Regions from separate parts of the Homo sapiens genome. Here all the other regions are linked to region 2. A link is an interaction called in ENCODE POLR2A ChIA-PET data of the cell type or tissue named here. Cell type or tissue: A673. All regions are shown on one strand. Links, peaks and the distances in the headings refer to the core of each region. The heading gives the core; the rest is flanking DNA.

Evidence for each region. ChIA-PET counts read pairs that join two places held together with the same protein. Peaks named below come from ENCODE experiments on the same cell type or tissue, not always from the same donor. Only the 100,000 strongest peaks of a DNase experiment are listed, where the experiment ranks them.
Region 1: POLR2A ChIA-PET joins it to region 2 with 11 read pairs; 19 of 35 experiments call an interaction of 5 or more read pairs at or near these places.
Region 3: POLR2A ChIA-PET joins it to region 2 with 12 read pairs; 2 of 35 experiments call an interaction of 5 or more read pairs at or near these places.
Region 4: POLR2A ChIA-PET joins it to region 2 with 18 read pairs; 20 of 35 experiments call an interaction of 5 or more read pairs at or near these places.

What each region holds. Positions count from the first base shown.
Region 1 is chr1:12,076,421-12,084,031 of GRCh38, forward strand. All of the region lies in intron 1 of TNFRSF8 (TNF receptor superfamily member 8), which reads left to right. It also overlaps the pseudogene RNU6-777P and the pseudogene RPL23AP89. Among named protein-coding and RNA genes, the nearest start is that of TNFRSF8, 17 kb to the left of the region's middle. RefSeq lists enhancers at 1,596-2,594, 2,915-3,074. In A673, for the core only: a CTCF peak has its summit at 3,351 (motif pointing left); a DNase peak (open chromatin) is centred at 3,351.
Region 2 is chr1:11,905,351-11,912,961 of GRCh38, forward strand. It overlaps RNU5E-1 (RNA, U5E small nuclear 1), which reads left to right and starts at 2,802; the gene lies at 2,802-2,922. LOC124903843 (a long non-coding RNA gene) reads left to right here and starts at 6,143. Exons shown (of 2, transcript XR_007065464.1): 1 at 6,143-6,239; 2 at 7,468-7,611. It also overlaps the pseudogene RNU5E-4P. RefSeq lists enhancers at 2,588-2,697, 2,930-3,493 and silencers at 2,868-2,917, 2,942-3,236, 4,058-4,107. In A673, for the core only: a CTCF peak has its summit at 2,497; DNase peaks (open chromatin) are centred at 2,521, 3,261, 3,621 and 4,371; H3K4me3 peaks cover 1,216 bases; H3K27ac peaks cover 2,654 bases.
Region 3 is chr1:10,693,148-10,700,758 of GRCh38, forward strand. It overlaps CASZ1 (castor zinc finger 1), which reads right to left. Exons shown (of 21, transcript NM_001079843.3): 4 at 727-765. The coding sequence starts at 742. Among named protein-coding and RNA genes, the nearest start is that of CASZ1, 100 kb to the right of the region's middle. RefSeq lists silencers at 892-981, 1,282-1,451, 1,562-1,761, 1,772-1,831. In A673, for the core only: no CTCF peak of the experiment used is centred there; no DNase peak of the experiment used is centred there; H3K4me3 peaks cover 345 bases.
Region 4 is chr1:12,038,981-12,046,591 of GRCh38, forward strand. No RefSeq gene overlaps it. Among named protein-coding and RNA genes, the nearest start is that of MIR6729, 14 kb to the left of the region's middle. RefSeq lists a cis regulatory region at 1-391 and enhancers at 174-673, 1,739-1,808. In A673, for the core only: no CTCF peak of the experiment used is centred there; no DNase peak of the experiment used is centred there.

The DNA of each region.
Region 1 (7,611 bases), core at 1,370-5,369, 170 kb after region 2:
AACCTGTCTTTGGTAAGCCGCTTTTCATATTTTTTTCTTCTTTCTTCAACTCTTACACAAAAATCATTTCAAGGTGCTTGCCTGTCCCTGAGTTCCTTCCAGCCAGGGACTCCAGGCTCCACCCTCTATGCTGTTTCCGTGTCCACTGTCTTTGGGTTTTATCTCCAACCCTGGGGCCAGGCAGCATGGGGCCCTGCACACTCTTTCTCAGCTGTGCAGGAACTGGGGAAAACTCAACTCGGCACCTGCTTGCAGTGGGACAACTGTGAGAGGTGCTGCCTGTGGCCAGGGATGGAGCCTGTGGCCAGGGATGGGTGTGTTTAAAGAGGTGGAGGAGGAGGACTTTAGTTTCAGGTAGTCTCTTGGTCTGGAGCTCAAGTGAGCACTGAGTGTGGAGAGAGGGGTTCAGAGTCCTACAGTTAGGAGGTGACTACTGAGTTCGGCGTGTGGTGGTATAGTCTAGTGGTTGCTTAGGAGCGAGGGTGTGGCGGTAGACGCATAGTCCCCTAAAACGTCCATACATTCTACATTGTTAATTTGGGACAGGGTCTCACCCTGTCACCCAGGCTGGAGTGCAGTGGCCCAACCACGGCTGAAGAGATTCTCCCATCTCAGCCTCCCGAGTCGCTGGGACTACAGGTGCATTCCACCACAACCAGCTAATTTTTGTATCTTTTGTAGAGACGGGTTTTTCTCCTTTGCCGTGTTGCCCGGGCTGGTCTCAAACTCCTGAGCTCAAGTGATCCTCCTGCCTCAGCCTCCCAAAGAGCTGGGATTATAAGTGCGAGCCACTTCGCCTGGCCAAATGTCCACACATTCTAATCCTTGAAACCTGATACTATGGATCTTGAGACAGGAAGATGATCCTGGATTATCAGGGCGGGCCCAATCTAATCACAGGAGTCCTTAAAAGCAGAGAACCCTTCCTGGCTGTGTTAGAGAGAGATGATAGAGGCAAAGAGAGAGATGTGATGTGAGAAGGACTCAGCCCACCATTGCCGGCTTTGCAGATGGAGTAAGGGGGCCATGAGCCAAAGGATGCCACAGTCCCTAGAAGCAGGGAACAGCCCTTAGTTGGCTGTCAGCAAAGAAACAAGACCTCAGTCCTACAACCACAAGGAACTGAATTCTGCCAACAACCTTAGTGAGCAGGGAAACCAACAGTCCCTTAAAGCTTCCGCTAGGCACACAGCACATGACCTGGATGGGGGTGATCAGAGAGGGCTTCCCAGAGGAAGTGGCACTCATGAGTGAGGTCTCAAGGATGAATGGGGGTACACTGGATTTAGGGACCAGTGCAGGCAGGGAAACAGCACGCACAGGCTGCTGCAGGGAGTGGGGTGCCCGTGGGGTGCCAGTGGCAAAAAGAGGCTGGTAGGAGAGAGTACCAGGGGCTTCACAGGCAGGCAAGGAGGGCAGGGCTTCTTGGGCCACTGTTAAGACTTTGGTTTTTTTTTTTTTTAAATATGGACCGTTTCATGAATTTCCGTATCATCCTTATGCAGGGGCCATGCTAATTTCTGTATTGCTCCAATTTTAGTATATGTGCTATCGAAGCGAACACAAGACTTTGGGCTTTATTCATAGCTGGGTTGGAAGCCATCTGAGGGTCTTCAATAGGATGGAGGGGAAGACAGTAGATCGTGTTTTCAAAAGATCAGTCTGGTGTCTGCACTGTGAGCTGGGCGTGGTGGATGGGGTAGACGAGAGGAGACCCTCGGGTGGTCACTGTCAAGTCCAGATGGCGGGAAGGTGAGGAAGAGCTGGTAGATGTGGGGGTAAAACTGCAGGTTAAACAGACAGAACTAGTGATAGGTTGGGGGCCAGGGAGAAGCAAGCATTTCAAAAAGCAGTCAGTCTCGGCCAGGCATGGTGGCTCATGCCTGTAATCCCAGCACTTTGGGAGGCTGAGGTGGGTGGCTCATTTGAGGTCAGGAGTTCGAGACCAGCCTGGTCAACATGGTGAAACCCTGCCTCTACTAAAAATATAAAAATTAGCCAGGTGTGGTGCCAAGCGCCTGCAGTCCCAGCTACTTGGGAGGCTGAGGCAGGAGAATTGCTTGAACGCGAGAGGTAGAGGTTGCAGTGAGCCGAGATCGCACCACTGCACTCCAGCTTGGGCGACGGAGCGAGTACTCTGTCTTAAAAAACAAAAACAAAAAAACCCTCAGTCTCATGGGGAGTGGGGAGCAGGGATCTCAGAGCCCTGAACTACAGCACCCCCCCACCCCAGGCAGCAGAAGCTGGCGGATCAGAGCACGTGCCAAATCCTGGCCCTAACACTGACCAGCTGTGTGACTTTGGGCAGATTTCTCGTCCTTACGTCTCAGTCTCCCCCATCTGTAAAATGGGCTGACAGTTGTTGGCTATTAGAATTACTTTCGCTATGGAAAGCAAACCGTTCCAGCATTTGCACTTCTTTCTGCTCAGCTTCTGCTAGGTCAGCGCATCTCAAACTCCCTGGGGCTCTTGTTAAAATGCAGATTCCAATTAGGGAGGTCTGGGGTTCTGCATTTTGAGAAAGTTCCAAGGTGGTGCCCCTGCTGCTGGCCCGGGGCCTCACCTTGAATAACAGAGCGCACAGCGGTGGAGATCCCCAGGAGACAGGGAGGGGAGGGGTGCTTACCTCGCTGGCCCTGCTCAGCTCTGGCCCCTTCGGGGATTTTGCATTTGATCTAACTCCCCGCTCACCCCACAACTTCTAGACTCGTCTCCCACAGGTATGGTCCGGCTGAGACCAGGTGGGGCTTTTTGAAAGTGAACTTTAACTGGTCTTGTAGGGAAAACCAAACCAACCTGAAAATAGACAGACCTGAAAATGGTAAGGTTTTAGGCCACCCTCTCTTTATCTTGATGCCACTAAGGTGGGGCGGAGGGCCTCCGGTTGCACAGCTCATTACCTTGTGGACACCTCACTTTGCCTTGAACCTGCGGGGAACTCCACCCAAAAGCCCCCCCTCCAGTCCTTGGGCTTCCCCCTCCCACTCTTCGCTTTCTGATCCCTCCTTCCCTCCCAGGCAAGGGCCCGAGCACATCCCAGCTCCCCTCTCTCTCTTCCCCAGGGCAGCAGGAGCTGATGAGCCAGGCAGGGTGGGCCTGGAAATTCACAGGGCCAGACTTCTCCGGGCAGCGGCAGACGCCCCGGCCCTTGCCTCCTTCTCCACCGGGAGCTGGGACAGGTGAAGGGCCTGTGTAAGGGGAAGGGGGTGCCCCTTCCTCGCTCAGCTCCACATGGAAAATGGGGCCCTAAGTCCTCTGCTCCTCCTTCCAAGGGGATTTGAGAGGCACAGGCTGGCCATCCCACCAGGTTGAGATCCCACAGCCCCTCCGCACAGCAAGAAGACTGCCCTCCGGTGGCAAGCTATGGATTTACCGAGAATTATTGCTGAAAAGAAGCCACCACCTCCCAGCATTTCGTGTCCTTGAGATGCTATTTACATATGTGGCTTTGTACATCTGTGTTCTCACTCTCTTTACATATACTTATCACTACTTTATTTTTATCACTACTTTATTTTTTAATTCTCTATTTTTTTTTTTTTTTTTGAGGCAGGGTCTCACTCTGTTGCTCATGCTGGAGTGCAATGGCGTGATCTCGGCTCACTGCAACCTCCGCCTCCTGGGTTCAAGGGATTCTCCCGCCTCAGCCTCCTGAGTAGTTGGGATTACAGGCATGCACCACCATGCCCGGCTTATTTTTGTATTTTTAGCAGAGACGGGGTTTTGCTACGTTGGCCAGGCTGGTCTTGAACTCCTGACCTCAGGTGATCTGCTGGCCTCAGCCTCCCAGAGTGCTGAGATTACAGGCATGAGCCACCGTGCCCAGCCAAGATGATCCCAGTTTTGTTGGCAACATCCAAAGCATTGTAATCAGGAGCCAGTGGAACATATGCCTTCTTCTCTCCATCCGGCCGAATCAGGGTGCTGACCTTGGCCACATCCATGCCATAGAGCTTTGTCACAGCCTGTTTGCTCTGGTACTTGTTGGCTTTAACATCCACAGTGAATACAAGTGTGTTGTTGTCTTCTATCTTCTTCATGGCAGACTCTGTGGTCAGTGGGAACTTGATAGCAGAGTGGTCGAGCTTGTTTCTCCTGGGAACGCTCTTTCGAGGATATTTGGGCTTTTAATACCTATTTTTATTTATTTTTTTGAGATGGAGTTTCACCCTTGTTGCCTAGGCTGGAGTGCAATGGTGCGTTCTTGGCTCACTGCAGCCTCCACCTCCCAGATTCAAGCGATTCTCATGCCTCAGCCTCCTGAGTAGCTGGGATTACAGGCACCCACCACCACTCCTGGCTAATTTTTTCGTATTTTTAGTAGAGACGGGGTTTCGCCATGTTGGCCAGGCTGGTCTCAAACTCCTGGCCTCAGCTGACCCTCCTGTCTCATTCTCCCAAAGTGCTGGGACTACAGGCGTGAGCCACCGTGCCCGGCCCTGGGATTTTTTTATTTTAAAGATGGGTAGCCTGTGGCCCAGAGATGGGGGAGAATTGGGGACACGGTGAAGCTCAAACCTCTCTGCACTTAGTTGCTGTGTGACCTTGGGCAAGTGGCTACACCTCTCTGGGCTGCAGTTTCCTCATCTGTAACATGGGGTAGTGATCTGGCCCCAAAGAGCTAGCAGTGTGTAAAGGAGGAGTTGTGTGAAAGCAGGCACCCAAGGCCAGACTCGGGGGAGTAATGTGCAATACCATGGGCTCCCCATTCTCTGCACCCCCTACCCCTCCATTGACCCAGGTGTGATGGCAGGAGGGAAGCATAAGCAGCCAGAGCCCCCCAGGTGTGCCCCAGGCCCCAGCAGAGTGAGCAGGGCCTGGGCCCATGGTCCCCATAGACTCCGTAGCTGTCAGTGAGATTAGCAGGCAGGCCGGGAGGGGAGACCAAGGACAAGGACCCAGAATGTTCCCACACTCAGCAGGCCTTGCCAGTGAGCCCTCACACCTCCAGCCAGCCCCAGGCCCAGGCTACTGAACTCACCCAGTGAGATGCTGTGGGTTAGGAGCACTTCGGGTGTCCTGGCAGGTTCCTGCCCCCCTGGAGAGGCTCCCAGGAGCCCTCTGGGTGACTTAAGAGAGGACACTCTCCTCTCCTACTGGAGGGAGGAGGGTGTCCTCAAGGCCCGGGGCTCTGGATTAAATAAGAAGGGAGACAACTCAAGCGCCATGTGACTATTGGGCAAATATCACGTTCATGTATTATTTCAAATTAATATGGTGACATGTTTCAGACATGCAAAAAAAAAAAAGAATGATGTAACCAACACCCCATTTATCCACCTTCCAGCCACGCTGCTGCTTTCTGCTGCTTCCTGAACATGCCGGAAGCTTCACTGCTCCCTCGAGTGGAGAGAAGAGTCAGGCAGCCCTTTAGGCCAGCCAGGCCTCTCTCCTGGGGAAAAGTGGCTTCTGCTTCCTTCCCTAAACCAAGAAAGCCCCACATCGCACCAGGGGCCACCTCCTTTCTGCCAGGCACCATCTTGGATGCTGAAGACATGGAAATGCTACAAGGCTTCCTCCCTGCCTCTTGCCTCACTTCCTGCTTCCCTTCTCTTGCCTCACTTCCTGCTTCCCTTCTCTTGCCTCACTTCCTGCTTCCCTTCTCTTGCCTCCCTTCCTGCTTCCCTTCTTTTCCCTTTTGCTCCACCCTAGAAGTTTCACATCCTGGATCACCCCAGAAAAGTGCAATGGCGTTCCCCTGTCATTCCATCTGGAAAGACAAAACTCCTTCCCTGGAATCTCAACAAAGAATTTCCTCTCTTGAATCCTTTCTTATGATGGTGCTTCACTTTCAAAGAACCCTTGAAACACATGGGGGGCTTGGTAAAAACATATCTTCCTGAGGCCGGGCCAGGTGGCTCACGCCTGTAATCCCAGCATTGTGGGAGGCTGAGGCAGGAGGATTACTTGACCTCAGGAGTTTGAGATCAACTTGGGCAACATAGCAAGACCCAGTCTCTACAAAAAAATAAAACATTAGATGGGTGTGGGGGTGCATGCCTGTGGCCCCAGCTACTTGGGAGGCTGAGGCGAAAGAGAGGACTATTTCAGCCTGGGAGGCTGAGGCTGCAGTGAGCCATGATTGCACCATTGCACTCTAGCCTGGGCAACAGAGTGAGACCCTGTCTCAAAAAAAAAAAAAACAAAAACAAAACAAAAAAAACCCCCACAAAAACCCACAAAACAAAAACCACGCCTTCCTGAAAAGAGTGAGCCTCTCCGACCCCTACTTCACACCATGTACAAGAATGAAACTTGAATATGAACGATTAAACAATCTCATCTAGGAGTTAATGTAGGAGAATATCTAAGTGACACTGAGTGGGCAAATATTTCTTAAACAGGACAAAAAAAGGCATTAACCATAAAAGAAAAGATTAGTATATGTAATTTATTAAAGCTAAGAATGTCTGTTCATCAAAAGCCTCCAAAAAGAAAGTGAAAAGGCAAGCCAGAGGATGCGAGAAGATACTTGCAGTACATATAATCAACAAAAGCCGTGTATCTAGAATATGTAAAGAACCCTACACATCAATAAGAAAAGCCAGACAACCCAATTAAAAAAAAATGGCCACAAGACCTGAATAGGCATCTTACAAAAAAGAATGCCTAAATGGTTAATAAATGTGGGAAAAGGTGCCCAACAACATTACTTATCAGAGAAATGCAAATAAAAACCACAATGAGGTATCACTACAGATCCAACAAGATGGCTAAACTTTTAAAAACTGATACCACCAAGTGCTGACAAGGATGTGGAGCAATTGGAATCCTCAGACACTGCAGGGAAGTGCCTACTAGTACGACTACTTTAGAAGCCTGGATGGAGAATCTATCAGAACTGAACATGCCTTATGCCCCAGCAGTTCCACTCCTAGGTATATAGCCAACAAAAGCGTGTACGTTTGGACACTAAAACGTGTGTACAGGAATGTTCCCAGCAGCACTATCATAATAACCAAAAAGTGGAATGTCTATCGAGAGCAGGCCCGGAGTGGTGGCTCATACCTGTAATCCCAGCACTTTGGGAGGCCAAGGCGGGTGGATCATTTGAGGTCAGGAATTCAAGACCAGCCTGACCAACATGGTGAAACTCTCTCTGCTAAAAATACAAAAACTAGCTGGGCATGGTGGCACACACCTGTAGTCTCAGTTACTTGGCAGGCTGAGGCACAAGAATCATTTAAGCCCAGGAGGTGGAGGCTGCAGTGAGTTGAGATTGCACCACTGCACTCCAACCTGGGCAATAGAGCAAGACTCTGTCTCAACAAATTAAAAAAAAGAGAGTAGACTAGACAAATAAATTGTGCATATTTGTGTGATGCTATACTGCAAAGCAATGGACAGAAATGAGCAACTGTTATTTGCAACAGTGCGAATGATTCTCACAATATAATGCTGAATTAAAGAGGCCGATTGCAGGGGAATGGACTGCGTAATTCTACTTTATGTAAAATCCAAAAGCAGTCAACACTAATAGAGCGATAGAAATCAGCCTTTTGGGAGGAGTGTGTGGGAGGGGGGATGACGGAGGAGCTGGGGCTGGCAAGGTCCCATTTGATGAGTTGGGTGCTGATTGCCTGGTGCGTTCATCTTGTAAAAATGCAGTTG
Region 2 (7,611 bases), core at 1,237-5,236:
ATCTTTTTTTTTTTTTTTTTGAGACGGAGTCTTGCTCTGTCCCCCAGGCTGGAGTGCAGTGGCACGATCTTGGCTCATTGCAACCTCTGCCTCCTGGGTTCAAGCGATTCTCTTGCCTCAGCCTCCCAAGTAACTGGGACTATAGGGGCCTACCATGCCCAGCTAATTTTTGTGTTTTTAGTAGAGACGGGGTTTCACCATGTTGGCCAGGCTGGTCTCGAACTCCTGATCTCAGGGGATCCGCCCGCCTTGGCCTCCCAAAGTGCTGGGATTACAGGCCTGAGCCACTGCGCCCGGCCCCAAGTTTCTTTTTACTAAAGAGATTTCCATCAGATTTTTTTCTAAAATAGAAATACAAAGTAAAAGTGCTTTGCTTTGTTGTGGCTGATGGTGATGAGGTTTAGGAAGTCTTTCTTCCTTCCCCACTTCCTCCTTCACTCCTCTCTCTCTCTCTCTCTCAGGTTAGGAGGTAAGGAAGCCTACTCATCCGTCTAGAAGATGAGCCAGTAGGGGGGGTGTCCTAGTTCAGGTGCTATGACAAAATACCTTAAACTGGATAATTTATAAACAGCAGAAAGTTATTTATTGCTCACAGTTCTGGAGGCTGGGAAGTCCAACATCAAGGCATCAGCAAATTTGCTGTCTAGTGAAGGCCTGTTCCTCATAGACGGCGCCTTCCCTGTGTCCCCACTTGATGGGAGGGTGAAAGGGACAAACTCGCTCCCTCAAACCCTTTTATAAGGACACTGATCCCATCCATGACCCAATCACCTTCCAGAGGCCCCACTTATCAATACCATCACCTTGGAGATTACATTTCAGCCTGTGGATGTGTGAGTGGCCACGACATTCAGACCACAGCGGGAGGGACACGGAGGGTGCTGCTGGGGGATTGCATGGGAGGGGAGCCATCTTTGTGGAGTTGGGGTTCAAAGCCCAGGAGGAGGGCCGTTCATGGGAGGAGGCAGAAGATGAGCCAGATGCGGTTGCAGGCGGGCTGGGAAGATGAGGGCGTCTGGCCTCTCAAGGAAGCCCCTGGGATGTCGTGGGCTGACACGGTGAGTTGCAGAGGGGGAAGCTGAAGGGAGAGAAGGATTAAAAGGGGTGTTTGTGTGTTTGTTTGTTTTTTGAGACGGAGTTTTGCTCTTTCACCCAGGCTTGAGTGCAATGGTGCGATCTCGGCTCACTGCAACCTCCGCCTCCTGGGTTCAAGTGGTTCTCGTGCCTCAGCCTCCCAAGTAGCTGGGATTACAGGCACGCGTCGACACACCAAGATAATTTTTGTATTTTTAGTAGAGACGGGGTTTCCCCATGTTGGCCAGGCTGGTCTCGAACTCCTGACCTCAGGTGATCCGCCTGCCTCCACCTCCCAAAGTGCTGGGATTACAGGCGTGAGCCACCGCACTCGGCCTAAAAAGGACATCTTGAGGTGGGAAATGGAGCCAATCAGAGAAACAGGTGAAGTGGAGGCCTGTATGGGAGGTTCCCCTGCTGTGGAATTTTTCCAGCAGTTCAGCTGCTACAGGGCAGAGGCTGGAAAGATGGCCCTGGGATCTTCCCAGGTGAGAAGACGGAAGGAAAGAGGGGCCAGCAAAGGAGGGGCTGCAGGGGAGTGAGAGAACAGGGGTAGTGGGGGGGCCCAGGCTCCATGGACCACGATCACTGCGGGGAGGCACCTGCACCGCTTCTCCTTCCCATCTGCAACCAGGAGCCAGCTACCGCCCCCTCCCCATCTCCTGCCCCTCCTCACCTACTGTTTCCTTCCTCTCTCCCAAAGTGTTGGGATTACAGGCGTGAGCCACCGCGCCCGGCCAGGAAACCTCCTCTCTGCCCTCGGTTTCTGTGAGGCTCCCAGTCCAGGTTTTCCTCCTGCCTCCCTCAATTTCTCTAATCTCTTTCATAGGCTCCTGCACTGTCCCCTCCTTTTATGCCACCATCCCCCAGGGACCTTCCTTGGCCTTTTCTCTCCTCATTTCACAGCCTTTCCCAGGCCTTCCCCTGCTCAGCCAGTAATCTGTCTCCCAAACTCCTCACTCTCCATATTTCAGGCACAACAGTTGCCAACAGAGGTTCTCAATGTGGCCTCCATCAGAATCACACGGAGGATGAGTTCAGACTCAGGGGGCTGGGCCCAATCCCCAGGCCTGCAGTAGGTCTGGAGTGGCTAGAAGTGTAAGAATTTTTTTTTGGAGACACGCTCTCGTTATGTTGCCCAGGCTGGTCTTGAACCCCTAGTTCAGGCGATCAGCCTGCCTCAGCCACCCAAAGTGCTGGGATTACAAGGGTGAGCCACGGAGTCCAGCCAAGATAATTTTTTTTTTACTTTTTTTTTTAAGTTCAAAAAAATTCTTTACTTATTAGGCTAATTGTGCAATTAAAAAAAAAAAAAAATTGCAAAAACCGCAATTACTTTTGCACCGATCTAATAGCTCGCCCACTGTAAGTAAAGCAGGTAAAGTCAGCCTTTTTCTTCTGGGACCAGACTCTGCTCTGCCCCGCGGTGGTGGCCTCAGGCGCAGCGCTAAAACGCATGAACCATTTAAGGTATTTCCTGAAACTGGAGCGTGATTGGTGAGACTTTATTTGCATACCCACAATGCATTGCGCACTAAATAATGTTCGTCTTTAAAATTATTTCCCCTTTTTCCTTCAACATATCTTTCTCGGAACCGAGATTGCTGTCCCAGAATTGTCTGAAGAAAAAGGCTGAAGTCAATAGCTCTTTTGGGCCGAAGGAAAGTTACCATTACCCGTTTAGGAGTAGCCGTTACCTGAGAACTGTAGTGTCGACGACTGATGTTATACTCTGGTTTCTCTTCAAATCGTATAAATCTTTCGCCTTTTACTAAAGATTTCCGTGGAGAGAAACGAGTGTGAGTCTGAAACCAATTTTTTGAGGCCTTGCGTTTCTTAGCAGGGCTTATTTTAAGTGTTTTAAAAACAGATGCGATTCCGTTAAATCGCGTGTGGAGCTATGTAAAGTGTATTATAGAACAAATGCGAGTTACGGTTTTTCAGCTTTTCGCTTTGTTAAGGTATGTGATATCAATTGTATTGCATTTCTGAGCAGTTATAATATTAAGATGTTGGGGTGGCTTACTGCTTTTGACCAAGAAGTAGGGTTTGTTGGTTGATTACACCAGTGGTTTTTAACCCCAGCCACTGAGTGATGGAGGGTTACCGACTCACAAGCGAGCATTAACGCCTGAGGTCCGCCTGCTGTCAGGGCAGCAAGGCATCAGATTCTCCTAGGAGCGGGAACCCTATTGTGAACTGCGTATACGAGGTATCTAGGTGCGTGCTCCTTTTAAGAATCTAATGGCTGATGACGAGGGGCACAGTTTCAACCTGGAACTGTCCACACCCCCTACCCACCTTCCCCCGCCCTTGGAAAAACTGCCTTCCATGAACTGGGTCCCTTGTGCCAGAAAGGTTGGGGACCGCTGGACTATCCGATCAAATGAAGCAGGGACTCGGGGCGAGCTCCCCCGCTGCTCCCGCCGGCTTCTCCGTGTAGAATCGAAGAAGGCAGTCCCAAGGGCTCTTCTGCCCCGTATCCCCGCCTGAGGAGCGTGCCAGGCGCGCAGCTAGTCCTCCCCCGACCCAACCGGTTTGATGAAACGCAAGAGAAAGTGAATTTTCCAGCCACTCCCATTGGCCAGAATTCGTCTCAGCCGCAAGGGAGGCTGGGAAGTGCAGTCATGCCTTCAGGTAGCCGTGAGCCCTGCTAGCGATAGGAGATTCTAGAGAGAGGTTGAGTACTGGGGAGGAAAAACTAGCAGGGTCTGTCCCAGTAAAGGAGGGAGGAAATCCATCGCAAAAAATCCTGACCCCCAGGCCGGGCGCGGTGGCTCACGCCTGTAATCCCAGCACTTTGGGAGGCCGAGGCGGGCGGATCACCTGCGGATCACCTGAGGTCAGGAGTTCGAGACTGGCCTGGCCAACATGGAGAAACCCCGTCTCTACTAAAAATACAAAAATTAGCCGGGCAGGAGGGCGCATGCCTGTAATCACAGCCACTCGGGAGGCTGAGGCAGGAGAATCGCTTGAACCTGGAAGGCGGAGGTTGCAGTGAACCGAGATCGCGCCACTGCACTCGATCCTGAGCGACAGAGCGAGACTCTGTCTCAAAAAAAAAAAAAAAAAAAAAAAAAAATCTACCCCGGGCTCAGGCCCTGAAGCAGCCGCCCACAGCCCAGCCCCGCCGTGCCCCGCCGTGCCCCGCCGTGCCCCGCCGTGCCCCGCCATGCGACTCAAAGCCCCATTCAAGCTACGTAGGAGGGTAAATTGTCCTTTTCCCCCAAGGCCAGCTGCTCCTCCAGAAGCCAGCTCTGGTCCTTCAGACTCAAATACTAGGGAACAATGTTTTCTCTGAGTTTTGAGTGTGTTTCTTGTTTCAGAGTAAATACGAACCGTCGTAATGGCTAAGGGCATCTACTTTTAAAACGCTCAAATAAGCCTTGCTAAAAAATGCAAGACCTCTAAAAAATTGGTTTAAAACTCAGAATTATTCCTCTCCACGGAAATCTTTAGTAAAAGGCGAAAGATTTATGCGATATGAAGAGAAACTAGAGTAAGAACTTCGATGAGTGGCACTCAGTTCTCAGGTAATGGCTACTCCCAACAGGCTAATGGTAAATTTCTTTCTGCCCAAAAGAGCTATTGACTTCTGCCTTTTTCTTCAGACAATTCTGGAACAGCAATCTCAGTTTCAGGAAAGATAGATTGAAGGAAAAAGGGGACTAGTAATTTTAAAGACGAAAATTATTTGGTGCACAATGCATTGTGGGTATGCAAATAAAGTCTCAGCAATCAAGCTCCAATTTTGACAAACTGGTGAAGCCTTAGGGACTCCTCAAAAAAAGGTTTTCTGTTGCTTTTGTTTTGTCTTAAATTTCTGATTTTTAATGTTTGTGGGTACATAGCATGTGTATGTATGGGTTACATGACAAGAGAAAGGTTTTGTTTGTTTGAGATGGAGTCTTGCTCTTGTCACCCAGGCTGGAGTGCTGTGGTGCGATCTCAGCTCACTGCAACCTCCGCCTCCTGGGTTCAAGCGATTCTCCTGCCTCAGCTTCCCGAGTAGCTGGGATTACAGGTGTGAGCCACCATGCCCGGCTAATTTTTGTATTTTTAGTAGAGATGGGGTTTCACCATGTTGGCCAGGCTGGTCTCGAACTCCTGACCTAAGGTGATCCGCCTGCCTCGGCCTCCCAAAGTGCTGGGATTACAGGCGTGAGCTACTGCGCCCGGCCCCTGCGAATGCTGTGTAGTTGTCTCTTCCCAAGGTTTTATTCTGAGAGGAGCCCCAGCCTTTCTCACGAGCTCACTTGCCCAGTGTTGCCGTCTCCCAGGACAGCCACAGAGCAGTCACACTGGTCCCTGGCCCGGGTTTTCAGAGCTCTCCTCCACGTGTGTGTTAGGGTTCTCTAGAGGGACAGGACCAATAGGATCTACGTATATATGAGAGGGACTTTATTAAGGAGAATTGACTCACACGATCACAAGGTCAAGTCCCATGATAAGCCGCCTGCAAGTTGAGGATCAAGGAAGCCAGCAGTGGCTCAGTCCAGGTCCCAAAACCTCAAAAGTAGGCAAGCTGACAGTGCAGCCTTCAATCTGTGGCTGAAGGCCTGAGAGCCCCCAGCAAACCACTGGTGTAAGTCCAAGAGTCCAAAAGCTGAAGAACTTGGAGTCTGATGTTCAAGGGCAGGAAGCCTCCAGCACGGGAGAAAGATGAAGCCCGGAGGACCCGGCAAGTCGGCTTTTTCCACCTTCTTCTGCCTGCTTTTTCTAGCTGTGCTGGCAGCCGACTGGATGGTGCCCCCGACACTGTGAGTGGGTCTTCCTGTCCCAGTCCACTGACTCAAGTGTTAATCTATTCTGGCCACGCCCAGAAACATCCAGATACACCCAGAAACAATACTTTGCATCCTTTGATGCAATCAAGTTGACACTGTTTTTTTGGTTTTTTTTTTTTTTTTTTTTTTTGAGATGAAGTTTCTCTCTGTCACCCAGGCTGGAGTGCAATGGCACGATCTCGGGTCACTGCAACCTCTGTCTCCTAGGTTCAAGCGATTCTCTTGCCTCAGCCTCCCAAGTAGCTGGGATTACAGGCACCCGCCACCACACTCGGCTAATGTTTTGTATTTTTAGCAGAGATGGGGTTTCACCATGTTGGCCAGGCTGGTCTCGAACTCCTGACGCTTACCATTAACCATCACAAGCTGTTAGCAGAGGTAATGATTAACACACCATTGGCTGGGGGTACATCCTGCAAGGGTGCCACCACCCAACTCCATGAGTGACCTTTGACCTTTAGCAAGTCACTGTTTTTCACCGGGTCTCAATTTGCACTTTGTAAAACATGGTGATAAAACCGTTCTTTGGTTTTCAGGGAAGCTGTAGATTGGCTAAAATTATGACAGTAATAAGGAGAGAAGAAGGGATACGTCCATGGGAGGAATGATGATCTCTAATGTCACTGTTGCCGTGAATTAGGGCCAGAGCCCACCCTTTGTCCCTAGAGGTCAGTGATGCCAATGAAGAAATCCAATTCTTGGGTGGGTGCAGTGGCTCACACCTGTAATCCAACACTTTGGGAGGCCGAGGCGGAAGGATCGCTTGAGCCCAGGAGTTTGAGGCCAGCCCGGGCAACATGGCGAGGCCCCATCTCTACAGAACATTTTTAAAAAATTAGCCGGGTGTGGTAGCATGCACTTGTGGTCCCAGCTACTCAGGAGGCTGAGGTGGGAGGATCACTTGAGCCCAAGAGCTCGAGGCTGCAGTGAGCCATGATTGTACCACTGCACTGCAGCCTGGGAGACCCTGTTTCAAAATAAAGGCTCCCTGGCTTCCCTACACCCACCCACCTCTGTGCATTCATTCGTTCACTCAGGCTCTCCACTGCTTAGCTTGGCTGACTCCCATCATCTTTCGGTTTCCAGATTGGAGGTTTCACCTTCCTCCAGGAAGACCTCCCTGACTTTCAAGGGGAGGTTAGATGTCCCTGCCCCATAGTCCCGCAGCCCTGACTGCAGTATCATCATCCACTTTCTCGTCTATAGGGTCCAGCCCTACGGGGTTTGGCGGGTGTTCTCCCCATGTGCGGAGACAGACATAGTAAGAAATAAAGACACAAGACAAAGAGATAAATAGAAAACAGCTGGGCCTGGGGGACCACTACCACCAAAACACGAAGACCGGTAGTGGCCCCGAATGGCTGGGCGCGCTGATATTTATTGTATACAAGACAAGGGGGGCAGGCAGGGTAAGGAAGGTGGGTCGTCCAAGTGATTGATAAGGTCAAGCAAGTCACGTGATCATAGGACAGGGGTCCCTTTCCTTTTAGGTAGCTGAAGCAGAGAGGGAAGGCAGCATACGTCAGCGTTTTCTTCTGTGCACTTATCAGAAATTCGATCAAAGACTTTAAGATTTTCACTATTTCTTCTACCGCTATCTTCTAAGAACTTCAAAGAGGAACCAGGAGTACGGGAAGAGCATGAAAGTGGACAAGGAGCGTGACCATGGAAGCACAGCACCACAGGGAGGGGTTTAGGCCTCCGGATGACTGCGGGCAGGCCTGGATAATATCCAGCCTCCCACAAGAAG
Region 3 (7,611 bases), core at 1,918-5,917, 1.2 Mb before region 2:
ACCCAGATGCCTACGTTGAGTAGTCTGTCTGGTCCATCACCACCCCTAGGGTGGGGGCTAAAGAGGCAGGTGGGAGACAGTCCGGGGCCCCTCACTTTGAACTGATAACAGCCACCTCATCCCACAGATTCTCAGGTGAAAAATACTCATTAGCCATAATAAGCAGCTTGATCATCCGACACAGCCTTGTCCCAAATAAATTAAATTCCTTTACCTTGAGACAGTCGCCCCGAAACCAGACTAACCACCTTTCCCAACAGGACGCTGCTTTCAAAAACTAAACCACCCCCCACTAAAAAAATAAAAACACACACCCCAGAGCCAGACACACAAAGATCTTTGCAGAGAACAAAAAAAAAAAAAAAAAAAAAAAAAAGGCACACACACAGAAAAAAAACACGAAGCCATACAAAAAACACGGAGAACAAAAACCCCACAAAAACCCCCTAAATCCTCTCTCTGGGTGCCCCCCAGCTCCTGCTCCTCTCGGTTCTTTCATAATGACAAGCATCACATTAGTCACAGCCTCTAAGCAAGTGGCAAATAACAACAACAACAGCCTCAGAAGTCGCCGATCCCGAGGCCGGGACGCCGGGAGGCAGCCGCCCGACCCTCCCGGCCCCCACCCGGCCCCGCCGCCACCTCATTGGGCTAAAAATAAGAACTTCCGTAAAAGAAGCGAAAGAAAAGTGAAAGAGCCGCCCCTGCGTTCCCACCGGCCGGTACCTGTTCCAAGATCCATTCTCTTCTCCTTGGTCCCAAACTCTTCGCAGAACGCCACCAGGGGAAGACCGGGAGAGAAGAAACACGGGGTTAGCGTCTCGCGGGACCCCGGCCGCCCGCCCTGCTTGTCCCCCGCCCCGCAGGAGCGGCCCGTCCCGGGCGGGCGCCGAGGCCGCGGCGGAGAAACTTTCTCCTCCGCGCCGCCCGCTTCTCACGCTCGGCCCCGCACGCGCCCGCGGGTCCGCGCCGCCTGAGTTTCTCCAACTAAGGCAGCAACTCTCGGCCGGCGCGGCCCCGGCTTGGGGGCCCTGGCCGGGGGATCCGCGAGGCCCAGGGGCGCCCCCGTCCCGCCGACCGCGCCCCGCGCCCGGGTCGCCGCCCGAGACCGCGGCCCCCGGGCCTCCCCCGCCCGCGCCCGGTACTCACCATAGTCGGAGAGTCGAAAGCCGAATTCACTTAAATAATCAACTTTCATAATACTTAATTAATGCCTAATTGCAACTGATTACTCCCCGAATAACAAGTTGTTTTAAAGCCCTGATGTCATTGCTCCTGCCGGTAACACTCAGGGTAACAGTTTGGCAGGAGGGAGCGGGCGGGCGGGCGCGGCCGGGGGCGCTGCCAGGCGCCGCGGTGATTGGCAGGGCGGCCGCGGCGCCGCCTCCTCGGCCCGGCCCGCGCCGGCCCCGGCAGGTGAAAGAGCAGAGCGCGGCCCCGCCGCCGCCGCCGCCGCCGCCGCCGCCGCCGCCGCCCGGTGCGCCCGCCCGCCGCCCGCCGCCCGGTGCCGGAGTGAATGGGCTCGCGCTCGCTCGCGCCCCCGCCGCGCGCCCCCGCCGCGCGCGCCCGCGCCGCACTGGCAGGGCGGCCGGCTCCATTGGCTCTGCGATTCCCCAAACCTCTGGCTCCGGGAGGAGGAGGCGGGGACTTGCGCTCAGGGCTGGCGGGAGGGGACCCGGCGCGGGGCGGGGAACGCGGCCCGAGTAAGGCGCCCGCGGGCACGCGCCCACTCTTGCCGGCCGCCGGCGGCCGCGCGCGCGCTCGCATGCTGCCAGCGGCCGCTCGGGCCCCGCGAGCGCGACCGACGGCCGCCGCGCGCGCCTGCCCCACGACCCGCGCGGCCGCGCTAACTTTTCCGCGAGGGCGGGCGCAGGTGTGAGGCGCCGCGGGGCCGCGCCCGCCAGGCCGCGCGCTTCCCTGCTCCCCTGCCCGCTGCCTGCGGGCTCGGGGCTCCTGGGGTAGCACAGGGATTTCGTGTTCCCCTCACAGCACTGGCGGCTTCTGGAGCTGGAGGAACAGGAGCGCGGGGCGAGGCGGGGCAGGGCGCAGTCAGGCCCGCGCGCCCCCGCACCCCGCGCGTCCCCGGCCCTGGGCCCCAGGAGCGCCGGCCTGGGACACGCAGTGGGGTTTCCTCGGCGTTGCTTTGGTTTTGCCCTTAAAACGGGTCCAAGTGTCCTCCCAGAGCCTCCCCGGTCTTCCGGTCTTTCTGCCCACTCCTCCCTCAAAGTTGGGCCATCCGCCCCGCAGCCAGACGAATGGAGATCGGCGCCCCACTTTCCCCACAGCCCCCGACCCATGATCCCGGCCATCACTTGCGCTTCCTCCCTGCCTTGCCCCTCTGGCCGCTGCCCTAGGAAGGGCGCTCAGTAGAGCACAGGCACCCTCAACCAGGGAGTCTGAGGCCCATCCCGGCTCCTCCTCCCCTCCCCGCCACCCCCCCCCCCCCCGCCCCACGCCGTCTCCAGGCCTGTCCCCTTCAACGTGGAACCTCATTTCCTGCCAGCCCATGGCCAGCCAGGCGCTTTGTGCTGCCCGTGCTCCTCTTTCTTTTCTGCCAGAGAAGGCAGTTTGAGGGTTCTCCCCTCCATGAACCGTGCACCATGGGACATCCCCAGATGTCCCTGCTGCAGCCATATATTTTGAGAGTCCTTATATGTTGGTGACTTAAGTGACGCATCCGGCCCAGAGGGCCTCAAGGAAAGAGACGGTGGGGTGAGCAGGGCCTTGGGCAGCCTTGCTAAGGAAGGACCTGGTTCTCCGTCCCTTCTTCACCTACCCTGCTGCCCTCCTCGCCTCTCCCAGCGCTCCTCTTTCAGGAGGGGCCACACTGCCTTCAGATGAGGGGAGGGGAGCAGGGCCCAGGCTTCCCTGGTCTTTGGACAGCATCCAGCAACATGGCGCTGGCCTATTTTTGCAATATTTCTATTTTGCAAAGGGAGGGGCCAGGGAGGCCTTGGGGCAAAGACATCAGGGAGTTAACAATCTACTCTTTCTCCTACTTTCCCCTCATTTTTCTCCTTTTTTCCTGCTTGCTCTATAGTTCTAAATGGCCTCTCAGGGAGTTGGGCATCCCTCCCCTACTCCACTGCCCTTCCCACTGCCTTCCTGGCAGTCCCCACTCCTGGCCGTCACACAGCCTCATTGGCTCTGTGATTCCCCAACCCATCCCTACATAGGAACAGCAGCTGGAGAGGCCTAGAAACCTTACTGAGCTGCCCCTGGCCCCAAAACCCTGAATAAGGGAACAGAACTACCCCAAGTCTAAGCCTGGGAGTATGACTGCCCGTACCGGGCACCCAGCACAGAGGACTGTGTGCCTCTGCTCCCGACATGGGATCTCAGAGAGGGCATCTGTGTCCAGGACCGCTGTGGGGTATACACATGCCTCTGGGTGCTGCTCCCAATGACTCCCCAAAGCAAGGCATCGTAACAAAAGGCTTGCAGCTCTGGCTGGTGACAGCAGGTGATCAATCCCCACCCCAATTCTGAGCCTCTGCTCTCCTATCTGGGCAACTGTGTGTAGGAGGAAGCCTGGAGGCAAGGGATAGAAGAGGTGATTTCTGGGTGCATTTGAAGATGTCTGCAAAGATGGGGAGCTGCTTGCATACGTGACCCACACAGCCACTGGCTGGCTCTGAATGTCTTCCTGGGCTTCAGCTGATAGTGGTCAGAGCCTGACCCATGAGGAAGGTGTGGAGGGGAAAAGGAAAGCATCTTCCCTCCAGCTGCCCAGGCAGGACCACCTGGATTGGCCACCCAGTAACTCGGGGGGTCTCAGGCAGACAAAGGCTACAGAGGAATGGCGGAAGGGACAGGACTCGAGAGAGCTTGGGGGATGGCAGCCAGCAATGGAGGGAGGTGTGGGGATGCCTGGAAAGCCTCCACTCTGTCAAGTCCCTGGCCAGGTAGCCACAGGCTGAGTGGGCCCTGCCCAAGAGGAAAAGGCCTTCAGTGGAGGAGCAGCGGTCAGAGAAGCAAGAAACAGGCCAACTCGGAGCGCAAGGATTTATGAAGGTCAGAGAAGGCGGCGGAGGCTTCGAGGTTGTGGGGTATGAGTCAGAGGCTGTGTCATGGAGGGGCCCCCAGATTATGCGCCCCCCCCTTCTCTCTCTTTCTCTCTGAGTGTATCTGCTCATACCAAGAGGAGAGGCATCTTTTGAGGCTATGGCCCATCTTTGCCTTGAGGACACCTGAGACCCCAAAGCCAGGCCACAGTGAGGACCTTCATGCCCGGGACTCAAGGGATGGAAGTCCAATGCCATAATCTCTTCTGATCTTGAGTCCCTGGGCCCAGAGCCTCTAGCTCCTCCTGAGACAACCCACTCACAAGAGAAAAAGAAGTGGAAGGCAACCCAGCGGTTCCCCCCAACCCAGGCTCCCCACATCAGCACCAAGGAAAGCCATCTGCCCTTCCTGTCACACTGCTATCGCTGGTTCCTGTTACCCCCCCCGCACCCCCAAGTTGCCCACCTACACTCTCTCCCTCCCGAGCCTGGGGCCTTCTCACTCACCAGCCTGTTTACACACCAGGTATCTCATGCTTTATCTGCTCTCATTTTGAATTTGTAACTTTCACATAAACTTGAACAAAGCTCCTTTTGTTATTGCACCCCACCCCAGGATCCCAATAAACTGGTTCCATCTGAGGCGACTGGGCCAGGGCACAGAAGCCTTGGCCAAAGGACTGCGTGTGCCTGCGAACAAGCATGTTCGCACCTGCGAGGGAGTCCGTGTGTTTGCGTGTGAGCCCGCTCCGGGGCCGATGGAGGGAGGGTGTCGGGAAAGCTGTGAGCCAGCGAAGTGGACGGGAAGCATGGGGGCCGAGGGAGGGCAGAGCCAAGGCACCACGGCATGGCCACGGGCACGGGAGGTCGTGGGCCACAGACAGGTGGGTGTTGGGGCAGGGGGTCAACAGGATGAGAAGGAAACAAAGGGGAGAAAGGAGCCACAGAGTGGGTGGCGGAGCGAGGGCCGCGCCGAGTGTAAGGCAGACGCAGGGATTGCATTATGGCAGGAGAGGGGCTGGCACAGCCGCACGCTCGGCCCCGTAATCCTGTTAGCCAGCAATCTCCATTCCGAAAGAGCTTCATTTCTTTGTGAATATTTGTAAACTAGATATCTAATGGAAAATTATAGGAAAATTATAGTGAAATTCATGACGGAGAAATCCGATTATCCCTAATTCAATTATGCCATCTTAGCCCACACAGCACATTTCCCATTTTTTTCCCATAAATACCGATGCCAGGGGTCCCGGTAATCAAATAAAATTGAAAATCATCTTCCCATTAAATTCAATTAGCCGCAATTTCTAAAGCCTATCAGAGATTTTAATTACTAAATTATAAAATTCTCCAATGCTAAATTGAAACCAAAAAAATTGCACATCCTTATATTTCAGAGAAAAAGAAAGGCCAGCAAAATCCTTGAAAAATGCCCTCTTCTCTGTGGCCGGCTCCGAAGCAGGCTCCCCACCTGGAAGAGGCCCACCATCACTGCCTACTTGTCCAGCTGGGGATGAAGCCAAGGGGCCAAGGAGGGTCCCTGGCAGGGGAGGGCTGAGGGGGACTGGCTTAACAGAGGGGCAAGCCGCACCTCCAACCCCAGCGAGCTCCTCCAAACTGGCCTTCCTCTCGTGGGCTCTCCTGGCTCCTGAGAAGTCCTCAGCTCTGTCTCATACCAGGAAGCCTCTAACTCCCAGTGTCACCTTCTTGGCCCATGAATTGGGCTCAGGCTTAGGTCACAGCTTGGCCTCAGGGCTCTGTGTGGCTCCAGCACAGCGGACCGGACCGGAGGCAGCCAGCTCTTACCCAAGCACTGGCTCTCCAGCCACTCAGCTCCCCCACCGCTCCCCCACCCATGGCCTGGCCTGGGTTGGGGGTGGGAGCAAGATGGAGCCTGGGGTTGGGGGTGGACAGGTATCACACATGGCTCCATGGCCCAGAGGCTGCTTGCTCCAGGGCGTTCTCAGGGGCCCATGAGGCCTGGCAGGGTACCAGCCTTCGGGGAGAAGAGCTGGGGATCGACATGGCCCAAATCTGGCCTCTCCCTGCACTTCCAGCTCATCCTCCGTTCTCCTTCCCCTCTCCTGGGAAGTCAACGGCCCTGAACTGGCCAGGAGGAACGCCCTTGTGCCCTGGGAGAGGATCACACTTTCCCCCCATTTCCTTTTAGGGAAGTGCTGGCCACAACCCCAAACAGTAGCCCCTCCTCTTCCCCCAACCCCCACATCCCACTTACCCTGCTCTAAAAGGTGCTCTCAGAGTCAGTAGAGCCTGGGGATGTGGCATCGGTGGGGGCATAAAGTGACCCAAGGTCTGAAAGCCAAGGTAGGTTGTTGGGTGGGCAGCTGGCAGCCCTGGCAGATCCAGGACAGTCGGCAGAAGTCTTGCTGGCAGCCCAGCACCCAGGGAGCCGGGAGCAGGTTTAATTTGCCAGGCAGCCAGGAGTGCCAGCAGGGGAGGCACCCGCAAACAAAACAAAAACAAAAAAGTTAATTATCTTTGGCTTTTTCTTAATAAATATCCAAACTGGCCCGGCCGGATCCTCCACTTTGGAGGGAGAGAGAAGGAGGAAAAAACCCCAAACCAAAATCCAACAGACTGATTCTCTTGTGTCTCCCTTCCCCTTTGTCTCACCCTTGTAGGTTTCTCTTATCAGAAGCAGCGACGGTTTCACATTAATTTCCCAGTTTTTGTGAGTTCAAGAGTGTGGCCACAAAAACTTTAAAAAAAAGTTTTGGGGTGGAAACGTGGAGTGTGAGAGAAGAGAGAGGTAGGTGGGAAGAAAAAGGTGAGAAGAAACAGAAGAGAAGCAGAGACAGAGAGAGAGAAAGAGAGACAGGCAGAGAGAGAGAGAGAAACAGAGACAGAGAAAGAGAGAGAGAGACAGAGAGAGAGAGAAAGAGAGACAGAGAGAGAAAGAGAGATAGAGACACACACACACACACACACACACACACACACACACAGAGTATGAAGCAGGGACCTGGGCTAGTTGGGTTGCCCTGTGGGCCTGGCCCAGCCTGTGGCCCCAGCCCGGGCGGGGACCTGTTCTGGAATGTTGGGTTGGCATTTTGTCTCAGTTACAATGATCAGCTGCAGAAGATATGGGATTTCTCATTTTAAGCTCTGAAACCACTTAGGTTTCTCTGGCTACTTCAGTTACCCTGTTGCTGCTGGTTCCTGCTCCAAGCCTCCCTTCTAGGAGCAGGGCTGGGGAGAAGCCAAGGGAGGGGTCCCAGGAGGGGAGGCCCGCTGTCCTTATGGGAGGTGTGAGGTTTTCTATGTGGAGCTGCCAGCGTACTTGGGGAGAAGACACGTGTGCTGCTGCCTGAGTCTAGGTGTTTGGATGGTGTATGTACACGCCTGAGCCTGAACTGTCAGACACACATGATAGGCACATGTGTGTCAGGGGTGGGGTGGGGGTTAGCCAGGACATCAAGCAATCCCTCATGGAGCACCAGCTCTGGAGTCTCAGTACCTGGGTTCACACCGCAGCTCCATCTTCTACAGGCTCTGCTCCCTGAACCCAGGCACTGACCCTCTACCTTCCCAGCATCTTCAGGAAATCATCGTTAGTGGAACCCTAGGTCTGCTGATAGTGGGGGAC
Region 4 (7,611 bases), core at 1,913-5,912, 130 kb after region 2:
TGCTCCAGCTCATGCCTTCCCCAGGACGATAAGAGAGAATGGAAGCAGGGCATGGAGTCCTTTGATCCAGTGGCCTTCACCCCCAGCTCCTGGAAGGGCTGTTGCTGGGAGCAGATGCCGGCAGCAGCCTTCTTGCCAGTTTCATTAGCATGGAGGCTCTGAGGACAGGGAGGGAGGAGGGATGTGGGTGGGCAGGACCCTCCCTGGGGCCAGTGCTGAGGCTGTGAGGGTGGATGGCTGAAGCCTTGCAGGAAGTTTTGAGAGGAAGCTGGGCCCACAGGATCGTGATGTGATCAGTTGGGGTGGCATAAGAGTGCCTGATGATGGTTTGGGTGGCCTTTGGGGACATCCCCTGTCATGCCATCACCATGCTGAGCTCTGACCACACTCTCTTTGGCCCTCTTTATCTGTGGCTAAGAGTTGGCAACACAGCCTCTGAAACTCAGCAGAAACCCCTCTGCTTCCCCCAGCCCTGCCTCCTCTATCCCCCACCATTGTTGATGGGATACCAGAGGCACCCAGGTGTCCTGGGCCTCCAGCTCCCGAGGCAAGGAAGCCTTTCTTGGCCAGCCAGGACTCATGACATCTCAGCCAGTGGAGAAGGGGAGAGGGAGGGCTTTGAGAATTCCCCAGGCCTCAGATTTGGTGGGGGAACCCTTCCTGTCCACCAGGATTGAGGGTTACAGAACACCCCAGCCTCGAGGGAGAACTAGCTGCCCCCCATCCCATTCCCAGCAAATTCTGACAAACACCCCCTGACTCCCATGGTGGAAGTTTGCCAGGTGTCAACTAAAGAAAATAAAAAGCTGAAGAATTAGAGTTCGGGCTGGGTGTGGTAGCTCACACTTGTAATCCCAGTAATTTGGGAGGCTGAAGCCAGTGGATTGCCCGAGCCCAGGAGTTTAAGAGCAGCCTGGGCAACATGTAGAGATGAAACCCCATCTCTACTGAAAATACAAAAAATTAGCCAGGCATGGTGACATACATCTGTGGTTCCCAGCTACTTGGTAGGCTGAGGTGGGAGGATCACCTGAGCCCGGGGAAGTCTGAGACTGCAGTGCGTGGTGATCACAACACTGCACTCCAGCCTGAGCAACAGAGTGAGACCATGTCTAAAAATAAATAAATAAATAAAAATGCCGGGCGTGGTGGCTCAAGCCTGTAATCCCAGCACTTTGGGAGGCCAAGGTGGGCAGATCACTTGAGGTCAGGAGTTCGAGACCAGTCTGACCAACATTGAGAAACCCAGTCTCTACTAAAAATACAAAATTAGCCGGGCGTGGTGGCACATGCCTGTAATGTCAGCTACTCGGGAGGCTGCGGGAGGAGAATCGCTTGAACCCGGGAGGCAGAGGTTGCAGTGAGCTGAGATCACACCATTGCATTCCAGCCTGGGCAACAAGAGTGAAACTCCGTCTCAAAAACAAAAAACAAAAACTTTAGAGTTCTTTTTATTCAGAAGTTTTACCAGGACTATAGACCGAGCCTATTGCCTGAGAGCAGCCCTGTGGAGGGGTTCTATCAGCTGCTCTGGCAGTTTCAGTTCACAGTTTATGTACAGGTGGTGAAGCTGTAATATGTACAAAATCACATCGAGGTTTGGGTATAGAGTACATCTGGCTATAGATGACTAAAGCACATCTGCTGAATCGATTGTGGAGGCAGAATCACTAACCCCACCAGATGGTATCTTATGTGTAGGAAAAAGCAAGTCTGGGGCCATTTATCTTTCAAGGAATATAGTGACTCACGCAAGAGACATGGGGCTCTATTCTGTTTTGTCTTCAAAGCATCCCTCCAGAGAGCTGCCCATTGTCACAGAGCCAGCGGCTTGTGAATCCACTCAAGCAGAAATGAGCAAACATAACTTCTTACATTTGCTACTTAGGCTCACCCAGGAGAGGAAGCAGCCCCAGGTGCCAGCTGTGTGTTGCAGAACACTGGACCTGGAGCCTCAGCCTGGGGGTCAGTGTTGGCTGCTGCTCCTGCACAAGTCAGTGGGCTTCTCTGAGCCTCAGTTTCCTCATCTGTAGAATGGGGATTAGAATGCTACCTACTGGGCCAGGCACCGTGGCTCACACCTATAATGCCAACACTTTGGGAGGCCAAGGTGGGTGGATTGCTTGAGCCCAGGAGCTCGAGACCGGCTTGGGCAACATAGGGAGACCCCTGTCTCTACAAAAGAATTTAAAAAATTAGCCAGGTGTGGTGGCACGAACCTGTGTTTCCAGCCACTTGGGAGGCTGAGGCAGGAGGATCACTTGAGCCCAGGAGTTGGAAGCTGCAGCGAGCCACGGTCGAGCTACTGCACTCCAGCCTGGGTGACAGAGCAAGACCCTGTCTCAAAAAACAAAACAAAACAAAACAAAACAACAACAACAAAAAAAAAAAACCCAGAAAACCAAGAATGTTACCTACTGCGTTGGGGTTTTTAGAGGATGAAATTAGATGATCAGGAGATGAAATGCGTAGTGCAGTACTGGGCCTAATAAATGTGCAACATTATTATTTGAAACCAGGGCCTGTGTGCATATTGGCAGATGAGGATCCTGTCTCTAGAGGGGTCCACCCCACCTGGCCAGATACACAGTAAGGAATGAGCCGAGTGGGAGCAGGGGAAGTTTCAGGTGATTCTTCCATGAAATGATGGACACAGGGCGCTGGCCCAGTGTCTGTGCTGGAGTAGGGCCCTGCGGGCCTCCAAGCCTGGGAGGGTCAGAGGCCTGAAAACCACTCAGGCCCTTCCAGGAATCTTTGGTTGGGAACTCTAGGGACTCTGTAGGACACGGTGTGGGAACAGAGCAGGATGGGGGCAGTTACCCACACCTCCATTCCACTCCTCCTGCAGGGTAAGACCTGCTCAAGTCCCGCCTTCAGGCCGGATTGCCCAAACCTTTCCTCAGTCTCCCTGCCTGGCCACGTGGACTCCCCATCCCCGTAAAACCCTCCTGTGGTTCTCCTGACCGGGATGGGTGGGTTCCTTGGGACTTCTTGCCTTGCTGGGCTGGGCCCTTCTGAAGGACAAGGGTCTCCCAGGTGCTGATCCTCCCTGTGGGCCTCAGCTGCCAAAGGACTCTGAGGACACTGACATTTGGGAGAGCCGGCATCTTCTCTGGGTCCCTGATGTGGGTTCAGAGGTGGCCCCCCAAAGATATGTCCACCTAGAACTTCAGAGTATATGACCTTATTTGGAATAAGGGTCTATGCAGATATAATTTTTTTCTTTTTTTTTTTTTTTTTTTGAGATAGTCTCACCCTATCACCCGCTAGGGCTGTATAACAGAACACCACAGACTGCAGGGCTTAAGCAACATAAATTTCTTTTCTTTTTTTCTTTCTGTTTTTTGTTTGTTTGTTTTTGGTTGCCCAAGCTGGAGCGCAGTGGCACGCTCTCGGCTCACTGCAACCTGCGCCTCCCGGGTTCAAGTGATTCTCCTGCCTCAGCCTCCCGAGCAACTGGGACTACAGACGCACACCACCATACCTGGCTAATTTTTTGTATTTTCAGTAGAGACAGGGTTTCACCATGTTGGCTAGGATAGTCTTGAACTCCTGACCTTAAGTGATCCACCCGCCTTGGCCTCCCAAAGTGCTGGGATTACAGGCGTGAGCCACCATGCCCAGCCTTTCTGCAGATGTAATTAAGGTAGGGTAATGGGGCTCTTAAGACGCGAGTCCCTCTCCCTCTCCCTCTCCCTCTCCCTCTCCCTCTCCCTCTCCCCACGGTCTCCCTCTGATGCCGAGCCGAAGCTGGACTGTACTGCTGCCATCTCGGCTCACTGCAACCTCCCTGCCTGATTCTCCTGCCTCAGCCTGCCGAGTGCCTGCGATTGCAGGCGCGCGCCGCCACGCCTGACTGGTTTTCGTATTTTTTTGGTGGAGACGGGGTTTCGCTGTGTTGGCCGGGCCCGTCTCCAGCTCCTAATCGCGAGTGATCCGCCAGCCTCGGCCTCCCGAGGTGCCGGGATTGCAGACGGAGTCTCGTTCACTCAGTGCTCAATGGTGCCCAGGCTGGAGTGCAGTGGCGTGATCTCGGCTCGCTAAAACCTCCACCTCCCAGCCGCCTGCCTTGGCCTCCCAAAGTGCCGAGATTGCAGCCTCTGCCCGGCCGCCACCCCGTCTGGGAAGTGAGGAGCGTCTCTGCCTGGCCGCCCATCGTCTGGGATGTGAGGAGCCCCTCTGCCTGGCTGCCCAGTCTGGAAAGTGAGGAGCGTCTCTGCCCGGCCGCCATCCCATCTAGGAAGTGAGGAGCGTCTCTGCCCGGCCGCCCATCGTCTGAGATGTGGGGAGCGCCTCTGCCCTGCCGCCCCGGCTGGGATGTGAGGAGCGCCTCTGCCCGGCTGCGACCCCGTCTGGGAGGTGAGGAGCATCTCTGCCCGGCCGCTCCGTCTGAGAAGTGAGGAGACCCTCCACCCGGCAGCCGCCCCGTCTGAGAAGTGAGGAGCCCCTCCGCCCGGCAGCCACCCCGTCTGGGAAGTGAGGAGCCTCTCCGCCCGGCAGCCACCCCGTCCGGGAGAGAGGTGGGGGGGTCAGCCCCCAGCCAGGCCAGCCGCCCCGTCCGGGAGGGAGGTGGGGGGTCAGCCCCCCGCCCGGCCAGCCGCCCCGTCCGGGAGGTGAGGGGCGCCTCTGCCCGGCCGCCCCTACTGGGAAGTGAGGAGCCCCTCTGCCAGGCCACCACCCCGTCTGGGAGGTGTACCCAACAGCTCATTGAGAACGGGCCATGATGACAATGGCGGTTTTGTGGAATGGAAAGGGGGGAAAGGTGGGGAAAAGATTGAGAAATCGGAAAAAAAAAAAAAAAAAAAAGGTAGGGTAATGATCTCAAAATGAGAGCATCCTGGTTTAGGGAGGGCTTTAAATCCAATAATAGGTGTCTTATAAGATACAGAAAAGGACACACCACAGAGACACAAAGAATTAGGGAACATGGGCCAGGAGTGGTGGCTCACACCTGTAATCCCAGCACTTTGGGAGGCTGAGGTGGGCGGATCACCTGAGGTCAGGAGTTTGAGTCCAGCCTGGCCAACATGGTAAAACCCCGTCTCTACTAAAAATACAAAAAAAAAAAAAATTAGCCAGGTGGTGCGTGCCTGTAATCCCAGCTACTCGGGAGGCTGAGGCAGGAGAATCACTTGAACCCGGGTGGCAGAGGTTGCAGTGAGCCGAGATCACGCCACTGCACTCCAGCCTGGGCAACAGAGCAAGGCGCTATCTCACTGAAAAAAAAAAAAAAGCAAGCAGGGAACATGATGACAGGGGCAGAGAGGACTGATGAAGGATGGCAGGCAGCTGCTAGAAGCCAGGGGAGAGGCATAGGAGGGACAGATTTTCTGTCAGAGCTTCCAGAAGGAAGCAACCCTGCCAACACCTTGATCTTGGACTTCCGGTCTCCAGAACTAGAGGCTAGAAGTTTCAATTGTTTTAATCATACCGTTTGTGAGCAGTTACTACAGTGGCCCTAAGAAATGAACACAGACTGGGCGTGGTACCTCATGCCTGTAATCCTAGCACTCTGGGAGGCCGAGGTGGGTGGATCACTTGAGGTCAGGAGTTTGAGACCAGTCTGGCTAACATGGTGAAACCCCGTCTCTACTGAAAATACAAAAATTAGCCGGTGTAATGGCATGCACCTGAAATCTCACTTACTCGGGAGGCTGGGGCACGAGAGTCGCTTGAACCTGGGAGGCAGAGGTTGCAGTGAGCTGAGATCACGCCACTGCACTCCAACCTGGGTGACAGAGCGAGACTCTGACTCAAAAAAAAAAAAAAGAAATGAATACAGTTCACAGTTGCCTGGATGAATGATGAATGAGATGCTGGGGTGGCCACGTGACGGCTGTTTGCTCACGGTCAAGTCCACAGTTTAGCTCTTAGCTTCAGTTGGGAATTAATTTTCTGGGGCAAGCAGAAACCTCAGTGTCCTGGGCTGAACTGTGTCCCTCCCCAAATTCACATTTGGAAGTCCTAACCTCCAGTACTTCAGAATGCAACAGTCCTTTGAGATAGTCTTTAAAGAGGCAATTAAGTTAAAACAAGGCCTTTCAGGTGGACCCTAATCCAATACGACTGGTGTCCTTACAAAAAGGGGAAATTTGGCCACAGACCTGTGCACGTACAGAGGAAAGTCCAGGTGAGAACGCAGCGACAACATGGCCACCCGTGAGCCAAGGAGAGAGGTCTTGAAAAAACCCAGCCCTGCTGACGCCTCAACCTTCACCTCCAGAAGTGCGAGGAAGCTAATTTCTGTGGCTTAAGCCACCCCATTTGCGGGACTTTATGGCAGCCTGAGCAGACTAACACGCTCATCATGCCAGAAAATTCCTTGTTGGGCTTGAGGTGGAGTGGGGGGAAGGAAACTCATCCCTGGCCCTCCATCCTGAGATTCCTGAACTCCAAAGCTCCCCGCTGCTTGACCTCAGTGCTCCAAGCTGTAAATGCAGGTTTGTCTTACCGGCCAAAGCAGCCTCTCAAGATGACACGTTGGGGAGATGAGGTCTCCCATAGATGGGAGGGGTGGACAGCAGGCAGTACCCCCAACCCTCTGCCCTGGTCACCGACAAGCTGAGACAGCCTCATGGCCCTTGGTGTCTGGCCACTCCGGCATCTGATGTATCTTGGGGTTTTATAATCCTGGGGGTTCATCTGTCCTAGGTGTACTAAATTCGGGAGCTCATGGCTTGCAGGCATCACTTATGGTAGTAAGAGGAAGATTTTTCTTTCTATTTTTTTTTTATTTGAGATGGAGTCTTGCTCTGTCACGCAGGCTGGATTGCAGTGGCGCGATCTCGGCTCACTGCAGCCTCCACCTCGCAGGCTCACGTGATTCTTGTGCCTCAGCCTCTCAAGTAGCTGGGATTACAGGCACGTGCCACCACGTCTGGCTAATTTTTATGCTTTTAGTAGAGACGGGATTTCACCATATTGGCCAGGCTGTTCTCAAACTCCTGGCCTCAGGTGATCCACCCACCTCTGCCTCCCAAAGTGCAGGGATTACAGGCGTGAACCACTGTGCCCGGCCAGTAAGAGGAAGATTTAGATAGTGCGTATCATGTGCCATGCACTATTCTTATTTTATTTATTTTATTTTTTGAGATGGAGTCTTGCTCTGTCCCCTAGTCTGGAGTGCAATCGCGCGATCTCGGCTCACTGCAACCTCTGCCTCCTGGGTTCAAGTGATTCTCCTGCCTCAGCATCCTGAGTAGCTGGGACTACAGTCACGTGCCACCACACCTGGCTGATTTTTTGTATTTTTAGTAGAGACGGGGTTTCACCGTATTAGCCAGGATGGTCTTGATTTCCTGACCATGTGATCTGCCCACCTCAGCCTCCCAAAGTGCTGTGATTAGAGGCATGAGCCACTGTGCCCGGCCCCACCATGCACTATTCTAAGAGCTCCATATCTCTTACTCTTCGAGTTCTCAAAACCATCCTGTAAGGTAAGGTTATTATCCCCAGTTTAGAGATGGGGCATTTGAGGCACAGAGAGGTTAACTGACCTGTCTCGGGCCACACAGCTATCAAGGGACCAAGCCAGGATTCGAACTCAGACCACCCTGAACTCCAGAGTCCGTCCTTTTGAGCTGCATCACATGCCCCTTGGTAGACATCTGT